Linked DNA regions of Mus musculus: region 2 is linked to region 1. A link is a loop called in an ENCODE intact Hi-C map of the cell type or tissue named here. Cell type or tissue: heart. All regions are shown on one strand.

Region 1 (8,000 bases):
AGTTTGTTTCTGTAGAATGTGTATCATACAAAGCCAGAGTTTTAAATTAAAACACACACACACACCACATACCAAGCATGGCTCATTACATGGATAACTTCTTTAAGCCAAACATTACAGGATTACTTTGTTGCTATAACTAATATCTTCTGAGTTCTTAAGTACACAAAATAATTTTTCTTTTCCTTTTTTTTGGGGGGGTGGGGTGGGGGGGACGTGTTCAAGACATAGTTCCTGGAACTCACTCTGTAGCCCAAGCTGGCCTTGAACTCAGTGATCTGTCTGCCTCTGCCTCCCAAGTGCTGTGATCAAAGGTGTGCTTCCCCACTGCTCAGAAAGACCTTAATTTTCACATTTTCTATGCTCAAAAGTAACCATCAGCCCTACATCAAGGTCTTCACCCACAGTACCAGCTACTAGGAAGGCAGGAGTTAGAGCTAGAAACATAATCCGTCTGCATCTCAAAAACAAACAACAACAACAACAACAACAAAACACAAAAATTGTTGGCTAATCAGGATAGTGCCAATAAGTTCCTAACACGTCTCCAAATAACTTTATTATCTTATAATTGTGTGTAGTGTACATGTGTGAGTAAGGGCACGAGGAACCATGGTGTGCATGTGAAGGTCAAAAGATAATTTTCAGGAGTTGGTTCTCTCCTTCAACTAAGGGATGGGGACTAGAAATCAGATAGTCAGGCTTTCAAAGCAAGTGCTCCCACCTACTGAGCCATTTTGCTAGGCAACAAATAACTTTTTAGAAGCATTTTGTACAGATATATGAATACTTCCATACAGACACTTCATAAACTCAAAAACTATCATGGTATCTTTCTACAAATACAACACTGGGCAGGACATCCACCAACATAGAAGGGAAAACTAGAAAAGTTGTTTTAGTATTTAAGCACTTTATTGCCTCCTTCCAGCTTCCCACCCCTCACATTATGTGCAGTAAGAAAAACATTCACACACAACAGTGATTAACACAAACAGGCAAGATGAAAGCAACCAACAGAGTTTAGTTTCACCTGAACATGGCTTATACCTTAAAGTTCTGTATTTCTACAACTACCCTAACCTTACAAACATTCAACTTTCCAATGCACTACAGCCAATATCTACTAAGTTTGAATGCACACTAGCCTACAAAACATCACAAAAATATATAAACTTAGCTATATGCGATTCAGTTCAGATAAAAAAAAAAAACCCAGCATATAGTATAATGAGTTACAAATAAACATAGGAGGAGTTTTGGGCCTTAAACAGAGATGTTGAATCCAAAGCCTTGCATGGCCTTGCTAGGCAATTGCCACTGGGCTACATTCCACAGCCCCAAATTATAAATATACCTACATACTCAAGTATTACAAATTTGACATAATACTTAAGTGAAAACTTTTATTTTTTTTTTAAGTTTTTAGCAGAAGCACAACAAAACCTGGCCTTTGAATCATTACTTAGTGCAGAAAGAAACTCCAAAGATCTGAATAAAACTCTTCACCCACAATGCTTATGCTGTTAATTTACTTTTTTCCCCAAACAACAGGCCACATTGGTTTTAGTTTTCCTTAATAAAAGGCATTTTGTATCACTACTTATCAAAGTGTATCACATTTAACTTAGATTTTATTACCTCATAGAGAACAGTGTCTAATTCCTGACCATAATCACAAAAAGTGAAAACAGCCAGCCAGGACTATAAGCCGTGTTACAGAAATACAAATGTTAAATAAAGAGGCTCTTTACAAACGGTCTGCAATCTGGTTCTTAAAAAAAACAAAAAACAAAAACAAAACAAAAATAAGCATCTATTAGTGGCTGTCATCTAAAATGTGTACTTAATAAATGAATAGTACACACAACAACAGAAACTGAGTACACAAAACCAACTTCAGAGTAAGCAGAATGCCAGACAAAAATAGGCTGGGTCCTGCAGTTTAAGTCAATGAGACAAAGGGATGAACACAGACAATACACTACAGAAAACACTAGGATATTTTCTAAAGTATCAAATTAGGCTGCTGACAACCATCCGAAGCACCCCTGGAAGTTCTGGGGGTTGTTTCCAATTCAATGCTTTTAAGCTAACCTCTCTCCAGACACTTGGGCGGCAAATTAGCTTACCTATGGTAAAGCACTTTCTCATAGGAACAAAATAATCATGCAACCTGTCCTAGGAAAGCCTGGGAATGAAATACCGCTGTCTCAAACCCGAAGCATCAGGAAACTTGAAGCAACAGTGAACTCCAATTTGCAGGGGGAGGGAGCACAGCCCTGACAATCCTCTGACTAAGCAGTACGTCTGCTCCACCTGAGAGTTTAAGAAAACTCTGCAAGTTGGTTCGCCCAGGAAGGGTCGGTCTTGCTTCTCTGTGGACTCAACTCAAAAAGACAGATGGATCGAAGAGCATCCTAAAACGGCTTGCCCTTCTCCTCAGTCAACTAAAGTCTTGCCCCGGGGAGACAGAAGACAGACAGACAGAACGACAGACACACACACACACACAACCTCCGGCGCGCTGGCTACAAACACTCCGAAAAGAGCACGAGGCGGAGGGAAGGCACTCGGGTGGGACACGCACACCGGCGTCCGACACCCGGCCCGGGTCCGCTCGCTCGCTTGCAGAACAATGCTCCCGCCGCGCTGCCAACCTCGCAAGTTGCTGCGAGTCTGCGCGGTCCCGGGGCTCGGACCCCGGCAGGGCTGAGGTGGCTGCGGAGTGCGCGAGGGCGGCTGGCCTGGGCTCCGCCGCTCCCGGGGAAAGCGGCGCGAGAAGCCGGGCAGGCAGGGCCGCCGGGCCGTGGGGGCGGGGAAGGCCTGGCCCGGGGCTCCGCAGCCTGCTCGGGCCGCCGCCGGCGGGAGCGCGGTCGGGGCGCGCGAGGGACAATAGCGCGCGGGGAGCGTCGCTCGGGGTCGGCTGAGGCGAGCTGAGAGAGCTGACAGAAGCCGAGGAGACCTGACACGCGCGGCCCGGCTCCGCGACGCTGCGCTCGGCCCGACCGACCGCCGCTCCGTCGCCGCCCGGGGTCGTGTCTCACCTCCCAGCCCCGCCGCCCAGGAGAGGAGCAGAATTAACACTGTCGGCAACACCATCTTCCCCGGCCGCCGCCTCCTCACGGGTTAACCGCGGTGCATCGATCCTGAGGGAGCCGCGACCGGCGCTGGGTCCCGACGAGCCTCCCCGGCAGTGGCACCCGGCGAAGCGCCTCCCTCTCGCTCCACTTCAGGGGCCCAGCCGCGCGCCCTGCTCCGCCAAAACAGGGCCCTCCCTCCCCCTCGGCCTCTTCCTTCCTCCCTTCCCCGCTTCCCTGCCCTCGCTCTTCGCCTGGTCTCAGCCCCTTCCCTGAGCCGCGGCCCTCCGCCTCCTTTCTCGCCACGTGACGCGACGGCACCCAATACACTCGCGAGGCCGCACCCCTGCCTCCCGCCCCGCCCTGCTCCCCCAAGCGCCCCGGGATAATGCGCATGCGTGCCGAGGCGAGCGCCCGGGCCGCTAGGCCCCGCCGCTGCTTCCTGTCCGCTGGCGGAGAGCAGGGATTGGCCTGGGAGGGCGGGGCCGCTGGAGACTCCGCCCACCGCCCCGGGCGGGAGCGCTCTTTTCCCTGTGAAAGTGCTACCTGGTTCTTCCAGCTGTTAAGGACTGTCTCTTGGAATCACACCCTACCCCGAAGCTGTCAAGAAGGGCTTTCGGCTTCTTCGCCTCCAAAAAACTAGAGGTTTTCCTTGCTTCTCTATCTGTTTCTTTTGAAGCTCTGCAGCTGCCAAGTAAACAAAAGCAGTCCCAGCAAACCATGATTTTAGCCGCGATACACAGCTCTGATGGGAACATAAAAGGAAAGATCCAACAGGAAGAAAAAAATACCCAAAGGGGTATCTTCCCGAACCATTAGCAAATGTATGTCACCTACTAGGCCTTAGCCATAATAATAAATAAATAAATAAATAAGCCGGTGGTCCTTAGTCTCCAGCTCAGAAAATGCTCGCTTGTTAGTCTGTTTCCCTCATACCTCCTTCATGCCAACTTCTACAAAACCGGTATTTGACTTCTCATTTACTCGCTTTGATTCTTTATACTCGTATTCAAGAACTACAACTTTAGGAGTAATGGGAGGAGGGATTTGTAAGGGTGGGACTGGGAGGAGAGGAGCGGGGCTGCTCTTCGGATGTAACGCGAATGAATAAATGAAAAAAAAAAAGAACTACAACGTCTTCATCATACTTAACTCTGCTTCGGTTGACTCAAAGAATATGAGTTTATATTATTGATAATAAGAATAAATTGCAAACCTTTTACTTCCGCCCTATATATTTTCTACAACCTACATTGTTAATGTAGATAATGTGGTTTTTAAAGAAAACAGAAATAAAGATGAGAATACTTTTCCCACCCCCATCTCCCATCTCTCATCTAATTATCCCAGGTTATTCTTTGAGTGGTTATGAGGCCAAGGGTAAACATGAACTTCTGATTCCTCCCATCTTCCATGCACCGTCACACCTTACTTAAGGAATATACTTATTTTAATTGTTTTGAAAAATGAATTGTTGTTTTGCTTCACATTACTAAACTCAATACTGCAGTCAGAACTTCCCACATCATCATGATTGTCCTGTCCATTCGTTTCTACTGAAGCATATAAAATCAATACAGAGTAACTGAATGCTGTTATTTCTTTTTCCTTTTGTAAAGTGTCTATTCTGAGTAACCTGCAGACATGTTGCTTATCACATGCGCTGTTTCTGCCTTATGTACTCACAGGCAGTAGAAGTTTTGACTTTTTGAGTTATTAATCCATCTCTGTGACAAGTTTGATATTAGGTAGTATTGTTTATAATCAATTCTAATAATCATAAGCAAAGATCATTTTCTTTTTTAATTCAAAGAAATCGCAGGAGTTTACATCTAAAATGCTGTTTCTTTTCTTTAAAAATATGAATGAATAATGAATGGTATTTTCATGTTACAAGTTTGGACTATTGCTTTGCTTAAAGTCTTAATTCCATTACTGGCATTTTCACAAGTGAAGAGGAAAGTGAGAAAATGTACCGGGGTAAGGTCTGCATTGATGCCATGCATCACAACCCACTTGAGTTTGACTCCCACCCCTGCCTCTTAAAAGCTGATAGACTTTGGCAAGGTTATTTCAAAATTCTTTGTAACCTTGGCATTTCCCTTGTAAAATGAAAATTGCCTTTTGGAACTATTTTGATGGATTAAATTCAGATCACTTAACACTATAAAGCAATTACAAGTGCTTAGCAGATAATAATTGTTATATGGTAAATAAAGTACATAAATGCCATTTATTTCCTCAAACAAATATCTAATCTAGTGGAAAATAGTGATTCCTTGGTTTTTAGCTGGGGGGTGGGGGGGAGGGTTGGGGGAGAGGGAGGGGGAGAAGTAGAGGGAGAGGGAGTGATACTTGGCCCATAATAAGCATGTGGGAGTCAGAGAACAACTTTATGGAGTGGGCTCTCTCCTTGACCTTTATTTGGGCTCTGAATGACTCAGGTCATCATGTTTGTCCAGCCCACCTGTTCCACGAATTACTTTAGCAGCAGTGTTACTTCAGCAATAATGACATTTTTGATGCTAAGAGTAAGAGTTTTGTTTGTTTCGATTTTTGTTAAGACCATAGAAAGTATCCCTACGTTATAATGAAACATTTCCTTCATAAACAAATGCCATATGTGATGTATCAGGTTAACAATATTAAAGAAAAAATGCTTACTGCACAGATCTAAGACCAATATCGTCCAGGTAGCATAGGGCAACCTTGCGTTTCTGATTCCTTCGCTGCTAACTCCTGAGAGTTGGAACTACATGCAAATGCAGCTAGGAATCAAATATAGCACTGTATGCGTACTGAGCCAGTACTCTACAACTGAACTGCAACTCCAGACCAACAATTACCTTTAATTTTTCAAACTCAGGAATATATTCCATTCCTTTTCTGTAGTAACAGCATTTCCTTTCTCTCAGGAACCAGGACTAAGAGTAGGATCCGATGGCTAGAGATCTGGCTCAGTAGCTCTACATTAGTGGCTGCTTTCCAGAGGACCTGGAATTCAATTCCTAGCATCCACATGTCAGCTCATAACTGTCAGTAACTCAGTTCCAGGCTATAGGACTCCCTCTTCTGGTCTATGAGGGCAGCAGGCAGACATATGGTGCACAGACATGCAGGCAAAACTCTCATACACATAAAACAAAAATAAATGTTTTTCAAAATAAATGTTTTTCAAAAAAGAGGGGCGGGGGGAATCAGCTTAGAGCCTCACATCGTCACCCGTGGTCAAGTCACCAAGTCATACTGAGTGTTCCCTTTTTCGTAGCCTTCAACCGTCCCTCTCTGCTCTCGCCCTGGTTTATACATTTTCTTTCTCTTGCTTAGCCAGATACAGGACTAGCTCATCTCCCTTCTCCAATTTCCCCTGCTTTCCAACCTCACTTTAATTCACAGCAATTTGATGCCACCTCATCATTTCTAGAGTCACTCTTGCTATGAGCCATCAGACATCTGTTGGTTGCCAATGCCAGTAGACACCTTCAATTCTTATCTTACCAGACCTCCCAGATACCTGACACTTTACTATCAAAATCTCCCCTCTCCCAGGGTTCTCTGGGGCTCTGTTCTCTCCTTGCTTTCCTCCTGACACTGAGCTGTGTTTCTCTCTTTGACTTCCCTAAGGCTTTCTTCTCTTTACCTCTTAAATATGATCCGTCCTAGAATTTGATCTTTTGGGTTTGTTTCTCTCTTTTTTTTTCCTTTCTTTCTTTTTTTTTTAAAGATTTATTTATTTTATTTATATGAGTACACTGTCGCTGTCTTCAGACACACTAGAAGAGGGCGTCAGATCTCATTATAGATATTTGTGAGTCACCATGTGGTTGCTGGGAATTGAACTCAGGACCTCTGGAAGAGCAGTCAGTGCTCTAAATCGCTGAGTCATCTCTCCAGCCCTTGGTTTTGTTTCTTATCCTTCACTTCCTTGGTTACTTCTTATGACCCTCTTGTGTCTGGGATTAGGCTGTAAACTGCATGTAAACAGAGCCTGGGGTTTGCCTTGTTCTGGATTCTTTTCTGGTTCTTAGCGTATAGTCAGCTAGCTTTCTTGGACCTCTGTCCCAAGCCCCAGCCCTATCTATAGCATAGTCACATCATTTTCCTAAACATGTGCTCTTGGCTAAGATTAAAGTCTACGGGGCTGGAGTGATGGCTCAATGTTTAAGAGCACTAACTGTTCTTCAGAGGACCAGGGTTCGATTCCCAGCCCACATGTGGTGGCTTAAAACAGTCTATAACTCTAATAACAGGGGATCCAACACTTTCTTCTGGCTTCTGGGGGTACCAGGAACACATGTGCACAGACACATATACAAGCAAAACACCTGTACACATAAAATAATAATAAAGTCAATCCCTTGTTTAAAGGACATTTGGGTCTCAGTTTCTGATCTGCAGAATTGGAGAATAGTGCTGCCTACCACAGATTGCCTCCAGAGTTAAATAAATCAATAAGTGTAAAAGAGCAGGACAGTGGTGGCACACGCCTTTAATCCCAGCACTCAAGAATCAGAGGCAGGTGGATCTCTGAGTTTGAGGCCAGCCTGGTCTACAGAGTTCTAGGACAGCCAAGGATGCACAGAAAAACCCTGTTTGAAAAACCAAAAGTTAAATAAGTAAAAATAAGTAATTTAGGGGGCTAGTGAGATGGCTCAGCGGTTAAGAGCACCGACTGCTCTTCCAAAGGTCCTGAGTTCAAATCCCAGCAACCACATGGTGGCTCATAACCATCCATAACGAAATCTGAAGCCCTCTTCTGGAGTGTCTGAAGACAGCTACAGTGTACTTACATATAATCAATCAATCAATAAGTAAATAATTTAAAAACAAGTGTAAAGCACCAAGGCAAATACATAGCATATAGTAAGCATTATAGAATTCTAGATGATTCTATCATAATTACATGTGATATTTGTTCAC
Region 2 (8,000 bases), 200 kb before region 1:
TAATGCATACACATATATACATATATATATATATACACATACACAAATATGCACATGTGCAATACATGCACATACCTAAACAAATATATACATATAAATGCATACACATTATCCAAGTGGCATGGATGAGGTCAGGAGACACCTGATGTTAGGAAAGAAAGGGTACCCTGTGTCCCTCTCTTGTTTCTGTCTCATGTCTCTGGCACCACCTTATTCAGGGGTTCAAGCTCCACTCCCTGAATTTAACCACAAATAAAAGAGAGAGAGCTGGTTTCCCATCTGTTTTAAGCATATCTAGGGCGGTAAAGAGCACAGCTGCTCTGATAAGGCCACGCTCATTAAGTAAAAATATCTCCTAGCAAGCTGTCCTGAATCAATTTTCCTCGTGAGTCCACCTCCCCTTACTTAGTGTTGGTGATTTAAGAGCTCCGAGGAAGTGCTATAGAGGCAAGAAAACTTAGCGTTTTCTAATTTAGTCTCTGGGAGATGTATCTGCTAACCAAACATCCCAATACCTACCACTTTTAAAGGGGCATTGAAGCAACATCCCCAGCCATTCCAGGTCACTTCTTTGAGGTTCTCTCTCTCTCTCTCTCTCTCTCTCTCTCTCTCTCTCTCTCTCTCTCTCTCTCTCTCTTTCTCTCTCTCTCTCTCTCTCTCTCTCTCTCTCTCTGTGTGTGTGTGTGTGTGTGTGTGTGTGTGTGTGTGTGTGTGTGTGTGTGTTTAGTTCATATCAAACATGAGCTGTTGACTGTCGAGGATGGAGTTTTCCCAAAAATCCCACTGAGAATTTTAGGTGAATATCCAGTAATGTCCCACTTCCCAAGAAAGCAGTCCATGAACACGGACCAGGAGCAGGAGCACTCTGCCTCTTGGCTGTCTTTTCAGCTATTGTTCTTCAGACATGGGCAGAACTAAGCATTCAGGCAGCCTCTGGCACCTGGTTCCACCAAGGCTGCTCCTTTCCAATGCTGCCTCTTTCTGCTCATTCCATTCTTCTGTTTCATCTCCCTCTATGGCTGATCCACCATGCTCTCAAACTTCCTAGGGGTCGGCACTCAGAGAGACATTGAAGCATTAGTACTGCCCTCCAAGTGCCTGACCAGGGCCAGTGAGCTGGCCCAGCCAGTAAAGTGCTTGCCACATGAGCATGAAGACCTGAGTTACATCCCAGCACCAGTGTTAAATAAGACAGGCACAGCAGTAGACTAGGGGCTGCGGTGGCAGAGAGGGAGGGATCCCTGACTTTGGCTTTTCCAGCCAGTCTAGCTGAATCACTGTGTTCAGTAAGAGACCTTGTCTCAAAAATTAAAGTGGGGAGTGACTGAGAAATGTACCTGGTGTCTACCTCTGGCCTCCACATTATGGATCACATACCAAAAAAAAAAAAAATGATTAAATGTAGCAGAATAGATGCCATACCTGGCGCGGAACAATGCTCATATAGTACTTACTAGGGGTCACCAGTGGTGTCAGTGAGGACCTTGCCCTATTAATCCACTTAGTTCTCACACCCATCATCTTAGATGGATACTGTTTTTTCCCTCTGGCATTAGTGGAGAGACTGAGGCACAGATCTGGGAGTAACTTGCTGACAGCTCAGCGGCAAGTCACCGAGGGCTCCAGACATTGAACCCAAGCACTTCAGCTCCAGGCACATGCTCTTGCCATTGGACAACACTATCCCAAATTGCAAGACTTCTAATTCAAGCCTATCTCCTGCCACAGGATAGATAGGTAGTCTGGGGCTTTGGAATATACCAAGGAAGTGGTGTTCACGGGAAAATATGGATGACAAACAGGAGTTAACTCAACTAACCAGGGAGGAAGGAGGTTGCAAGCTGTAGTTCTGGGAGGGGAAGGAGTGAGATGTGTTCTGGGACCTGAGCAAGTCTCCTGTGATAGAAAGGCAAAGAAGGAGGAAAACAGCTCTACCATGAGCAGGGCTACTTTATGGTTGGATTTCCCAACAATGCAAGGAATCTGCTCCACTGGTTGGGCTGGAAAGGGTAATACCAGCTTTTAATTACTTTCAGTCTTCCGGGTTAGTGGTATGGATTCGATTGAGCAGACCAGTGGGGAGCAGAATCCAGAGAGGAGTTGTAGCACCCATGGGTAGAGCCATGGTGGATAAATGTGAACTCAAGAGAAAGCTGGCACAAAGCACCAGCGTGTGATGGTGACCAACCATGCTGAGAGAAGAGAGGGAGACATCAGGGATGGCCCTGAAAAGTCTAGGTACTCAGGGGTAAAGAGAGGGGGATGGTTAGTAAGGTAGAATGAGAAGAAAGGGTCTATCCCATAGGCACATATAGTAGTCATCTCTGCCCTACCTCAGACATTCCTACAGGATCCCATGCCCTCATCCACCATGATACTTCTAACAGCCCTTATTCCTCTTCACAAAAAGGCCTCCTTCAAGCAATAATCTCTGGCCAGCAGTCTCTTTATGCAGACACATGCATGAGCCGGTAGCAAGCCAAGAACTTCTTTTGTCAATTTTCTTATTGGGACCTCACAACATTTCTGAAAAAAAGGAAAAAAAATGCATGTCCTCCCTCATCTTACAGATCTGAGAAGTTCCTGAGATAACCCAGTCATCCAGAAGTGAGTGGGAGGGCCCCAGATGTTTCATTGCTTCTTCTCAGGGGCATCCGAGTAAAAATGAGTGTGTCCCTGAGATCTCTTCTTGAGACATTGACGTCACCTACCACATGTGTTAGGAGCATGCATTTTGTGTGCACAGACATCAGCCAGGGTCCAGATGTGGACAGGTAGGACATCAGCCCATCTGCAGATACCTAATACACCTTAGTTCATCTCTGGGATTTATCTAATGAAACATCTCCCAACATCTGACATGCAGGGTTGCAGTTTCTTCCGAGAAGCTAGAAAATCCATAGCACAAACTACCTGACTCGGGTTCCTTATTGAGTCCATTTTACTTCTTCTCCTACAGCAACCTCACACAAACCCTCTTCTTTCTCCATTCCCCTCCCTGCTGTTTGTACCCAAGATTCTGCCCAGATCTTCCTCCATCTCCCTTAGACTTTTTTAGAAAGATCCCCCATCTCAGGACTTGTCTGACAAGAGCATCCCCCCATTCTCAGGCTGGGTGTAGATGACTCTCCTGCTTTGCTTGCAACTGAAATATCCTCTGCTTTGTGGGACTTTGGCTGCCAAATCAGGGCAGCCCCAGACACAGCAGAATGGTTATTCACCCTAGTTAGGCCCATGAGTTGTTTCCACCTGCTGAAAGTTCAGCAAGGGTCCCAGCTTCCCTGTACATTTCTCTCCTTTTGTTAATATAGATGTGACTCCTCCAGTTGAGGCCCTGTGCCTGGGTACTTTGTCTGGCCCAGGCCAGGTGTGCTGTGGTTGTGTAATATGAGCATAGACTCCAACTGAGTGGTAGGAGATGGCCTCTGGGCCAGGAAGAGGAAGCCAGGCAGATAGAGGGCACCATGCCAAGAAGCCCACATGCAATGCTCATGACCTGAGACCAGAAGAACCATGGCTCATGGCAGCAGCTGTTTGCTTTCTTGTTGGTTTGATCTGCCCACAGTAGCTTGGAGGAGGATGTAATGATCCCTCCACAGATACATTTTGCTTCAGAGAATTCAAGTATAGGTGATTGACAAGCAAGTCCAGATGTGAGATAGATTACTATTCAAGTGACAGGAGGAGGGGGTGAGCTGAGTGTGTCTGGTGTAGGAAGACACTTACTTTCTATACAACACAATCCTTGAAGCTAGAGAGAAAGCTTTAGCTGGTGCTCAACTGAAACAGACACTAGCTTGATGTGCGTTGGATGTTCAAAGTAACTCTGATGGCAGAACTCAAGTTTCAATCTTCGTGAATGGCACACATGGTCCTAGACACTGAGTTCAAGTCCTAGATATGCAGCTTGGAAACTAACAAGCTAATCTTGCAAATGTTTGGTCCTCATATGTGATCCAGGATAATCTCTGTCCCTGAAGACACAATGTGAGGGTTAAATGAAGAAATGGTGTGCCTGGGTGGCGTGCTGGTACACAGTAAGTGCTCAGTAGAGCAATCTGGTATTTTAGTGCTGGCAATGGTGTTACTTTGGCACTGGAAGCTGTGTAGCCCATCTGGGCATTCCACCAGCTTTCTGGAGCTAAAGACGGTCCCTTATTAAGTAGCTTCCAGAAGGCTCGTTGTTGAAAGCTGACTGTCTCTTTGGTTCTTGCTTATCAGACGTATTATTTTCTATCTGATGGTCTTGCTCTGGAAGGTTCTGGCCCAAACAAGCTGTCTAATTATAACATTTGGAGAGCTCATGCCATCCGTCAGAAGCAGCTTTCTCAAGAGCTGGGACTGAAATAAATAGGCAATTAGCAGGTTTTGCTGGATCTTCCCCCCACCCCTCCTTTAGTACCTCTAACACATTAAGCTTATCACAACTATTTTAAGGGCATTCAGCTGAGGTACAAATGGGGTTAGTAGCAATCCCGTGTCTACCATGAATTCCTGCTACCAGCAGCTACGTGGCCTAGGGCTGGTCTCTGCTCAACTCTGGCCTCAGTTTCCTTGAAGATATAAGGTGAGGAACTTAGGCCAGTCAATCTCTAATGATCTTTCCTACGCAGAAATAGAATGGTTCTTAGAGGTCAGGAATCACACTGGGGCTGGTGCGGAATTACATAAATGTGTGCACCTCAGTTACATGTCTTGCTCTCCTCTCTGTTGGTGTGATTAAAAAAAAAAACATTCTGACCAAAAGGAAAAAGTTTACTTGGCTTGCATTTCTAGACCATAACCCATTATTGATAGAAGTCATCACAAGAACTCAAGGCAGAACCTGAGAGGCAGGAACCATGGAGAAATGCTACTTACAGGCTCACTCTTGGAGTAATGCTTAGCTTTCTTGTGCAGTCCAGCTCTTATGCCAAGGAATGGTGTTGTCAGAGGGTTGGACCTTTAAGACAACTGTGATAACCCCTCACAGAAATATTCACAGACTGACCAGATAAAGACACTCAGTTGAGACTCTTGCTTTCTTTAGGTGACACTAGGCTATGTCTGGTTGACAGTCAATGCTAGCCAGGACACTGTCATTCAGCCACCAGCTATCTATTAATGTCCTTGCAAGTGCTAGGTGCCAGGCTGGGTATTTAGAATAGTCCCTCATGTCCACCCTGGCTCAGCAAACTTGTAGGAATGTCCTCATTTTTAGTGTTATTTTGTTATATAGCACTTAGTCCTGAGCTTGGGTCTTGCCTATCTTTGCCTGGGCTTGTGGGGACTGTCACCTCCACTACATGCCCCATCCCCTGAAATGTCAGAGGAACAAAGCCACAGCTTGCGACCTCTAGCACAGAAGGACTGGCCTTGGGAGAAGAAGATGTGTAGGAGTGAAGGCATTCTAGACCACTTCTTGGATTCCAGTACCCAGGGTTATAGAAAATGGAGAGTAAGTTGCTGCTTTTTTATAGCCCTCTTGTCTGCATGGAGGGAATGTGTCCAGGAGCAAGTACCCCAAGTCTTCTAACAACCTAGGGACACGCTCCCTCTTACATCTCAGTGAGAAAGGGGTGAGATTTAGGAGTCCAGGTTCTACCGTTTGAGAAGGAAACTTAGTCTTAATCTTTCATTTCTGATACTCTGGTCTTTCTGGATACTTGACAAAACTCTTGAGGGGCTAAAGGCCTAGTAAGCAATAGAGATAATAGCTATGTTTCTCTTTTGGCCTTCAATCACATGGCCATACAGAACTGACTATTCAAATAACCTGAAAAGACATTCACCTACATAACAGAATTTGAGCTCCAAAAAGTTTCACTTCTCAAAACTATTATCCCTGTGGTCCAAAACTCAACTGTTTGTAATTATTGGGAAGGGAGGCCTTGCAGTCTTGTCATGGTCAGAAGATGCCTCCTGAGGAGTTTTACCAGCTATGACCCACTAGTATTATGAAGAAAAATTATGTTCACTTGGCCCTTGGCTTGTCTCAGACTCTATAATATTAAATTCATTTTTCATTCTAAACCAGTCTATGAGATAGGGTTTATGATCCAATGTATTAAAACCAGAAGACTAAGGTTCCCGGCGTTTTGGGAACTTGCTAAAGGGCCACAGAGTCAGGACTTAAATAACACAAGTGGGGTGGAGACAGTGGGAGCTCGAGGGAACAGGCCAGGAAGGAAGTGTCTACAGGAGAGCTGTGAATATGCCAGGCTGGCTATCAGCTTCTAGCACTAGAACTTCCATCAATAAAGGAAGAAAGAGAATTGATCATGTTCCTTTTGCAATGCAGTGGGCTCCACTCCAGCCCCAAACCTGCAAGTATTGTGTATAGGCTCTCCATTGCCACAAACACACATGACCCTGGCTCCTCTGAGAACCAGCTCCAGCCATGGGATAAACTCCCCTGTGGTTGTCTCAACCCAGGAAACATGCAAGATGTCCTCTCTCCAAACCCTGCCCCTTACACTCACATCACTTGTATTTATAGAAATTGTTCTGCCCTGAGAGTTTCACAACCTCTAATCTGCAGCTCTCCGGGAGAATATAAATTAAAACCCCAAAATGGAATATGGAGACATGTTTCATCCCTGTCGTCTCCTGCTCTCTGAACTCAGAGTCTTTAAGTAGGTTGAGCCCTTGGTCTGTCTCTCAAACAAGAAAGGAGAGGTGGTGAGGAGAGGCGGTGCCCAGTTACTTATGGTGCTGATGAATGCCTGCCAACCAGTTATTAAGGACAGGAGACACACTTGCAAAAATGCCAGGGCTCAGAAAGCCCGGAACTGGGGAAGTGTGGAGGACCTGTAATTACAGCAGGTGGAAACCTGACTGTAGCACACCTGCTAAGCAAGAGTGATCCCATTACACGGCCTAGCAGGAGCAGAGTTCACAGGGAATTGAATTTCCAGCTTGCTGCCTCAGAGTTATTCTCAGATTTACCTCCTACACTCGGGAGGTGAAGGAACAAAAGAACCCTTGAAAATCCAGGAAAGAAACTCAATCCTGATCCCCAGTCCCTGACAGTCAGGGCTGCAGAAAGACAGACATCCTGCTCCCAAAACCTGCCCCAAAGCTAGATGCCCAGAGGCTGGCATTTCGTGGGGGTGATAGTGTCTGCCAAACACAAGGACACACAATAGTGCCATTGCCTGCTCAGAAACGTACAACGCTGTCCCTCCTTCACCCTGGGCCTGGCTGCAGGGTGCTATCCAAGGAGGGCTGTCATACCTTGGGACTATTGATCCTGTGACAGCTCAGTGGTGCCTGAAATACCACCTGCCACAAGACTGTAGTTGGTATCTCAGGACACTAACAGGCCCGGAGGCTGGGAGGCCTGTCTACCAATGCTTTCACATGTGACCAGGAAGAGAGGCATTGTTCTTGACCTGCCTTTCTGACCTAGTTGGATACCTTGACACCCCAGAGAATAACAAGGCATCCATTGTGAATTGCCCTCAACAAGTGCCCAAGTGCTACCCAGATTCATGCAGCAGGGACAAGTGCCCCAACACTTCCAACCAGAGGTGCCACACCCTCTCCCCTGTGGCTTGGAGCCCTTTTGGCCTAGTTATGCAAAGTCCTTGACTCCTGTTTGGGAAAAGCAGATAGGAGAGTGTTTAAAACATAAACTAAGTTCCCCACTAATGGCAGTGGAAAACATATGCATCATTAGGATGCCACTACATTACTCTTGTTATTACTATATGCTAATACAGTATGTAGTACTATTAGTATTACTATATATAAAACTACAATATGCGCGTGTTTTAAAATATTTGTTTTATTTATGCATGTGAGTATGTGCAAATGCAGGCAGGTGTCTGAGAAGGCTAGAAGGTGACATCAGGTCCCCTGGAGCTAGAGTTACTATAGGCTGTGGGCTACAGGATGTGGGAGCTGGGACCTGAACTTGGGTCCTCCACAAAAACAGCAAACTCTCTTAACCACTGAGATAACTGCACAATATGCAGTATAGGTATACTTTAAACTATAATATCTAGCTTTTATTCTTA

What was found. Hi-C counts contacts between places; a loop is a spot of excess contacts. Peaks named below come from ENCODE experiments on the same cell type or tissue, not always from the same donor. Only the 100,000 strongest peaks of a DNase experiment are listed, where the experiment ranks them.
Region 2: it touches region 1 in a loop (2.6-fold over the local background); 2 of 42 quality-filtered maps call a loop at or near these places.

The regions. Positions count from the first base shown.
Region 1 is chr9:70,674,307-70,682,306 of GRCm38, reverse strand. It overlaps Adam10 (a disintegrin and metallopeptidase domain 10), which reads right to left and starts at 3,325. Exons shown (of 16, transcript NM_007399.4): 1 at 3,048-3,325. The coding sequence starts at 3,102. In heart, no CTCF peak of the experiment used is centred here; DNase peaks (open chromatin) are centred at 2,716 and 3,336; H3K4me3 peaks cover 3,894 bases; H3K27ac peaks cover 2,120 bases.
Region 2 is chr9:70,874,474-70,882,473 of GRCm38, reverse strand. All of the region lies in intron 1 of Lipc (lipase, hepatic), which reads left to right. Among named protein-coding and RNA genes, the nearest start is that of Gm32017, 36 kb to the left of the region's middle. In heart, no CTCF peak of the experiment used is centred here; no DNase peak of the experiment used is centred here; H3K27ac peaks cover 332 bases.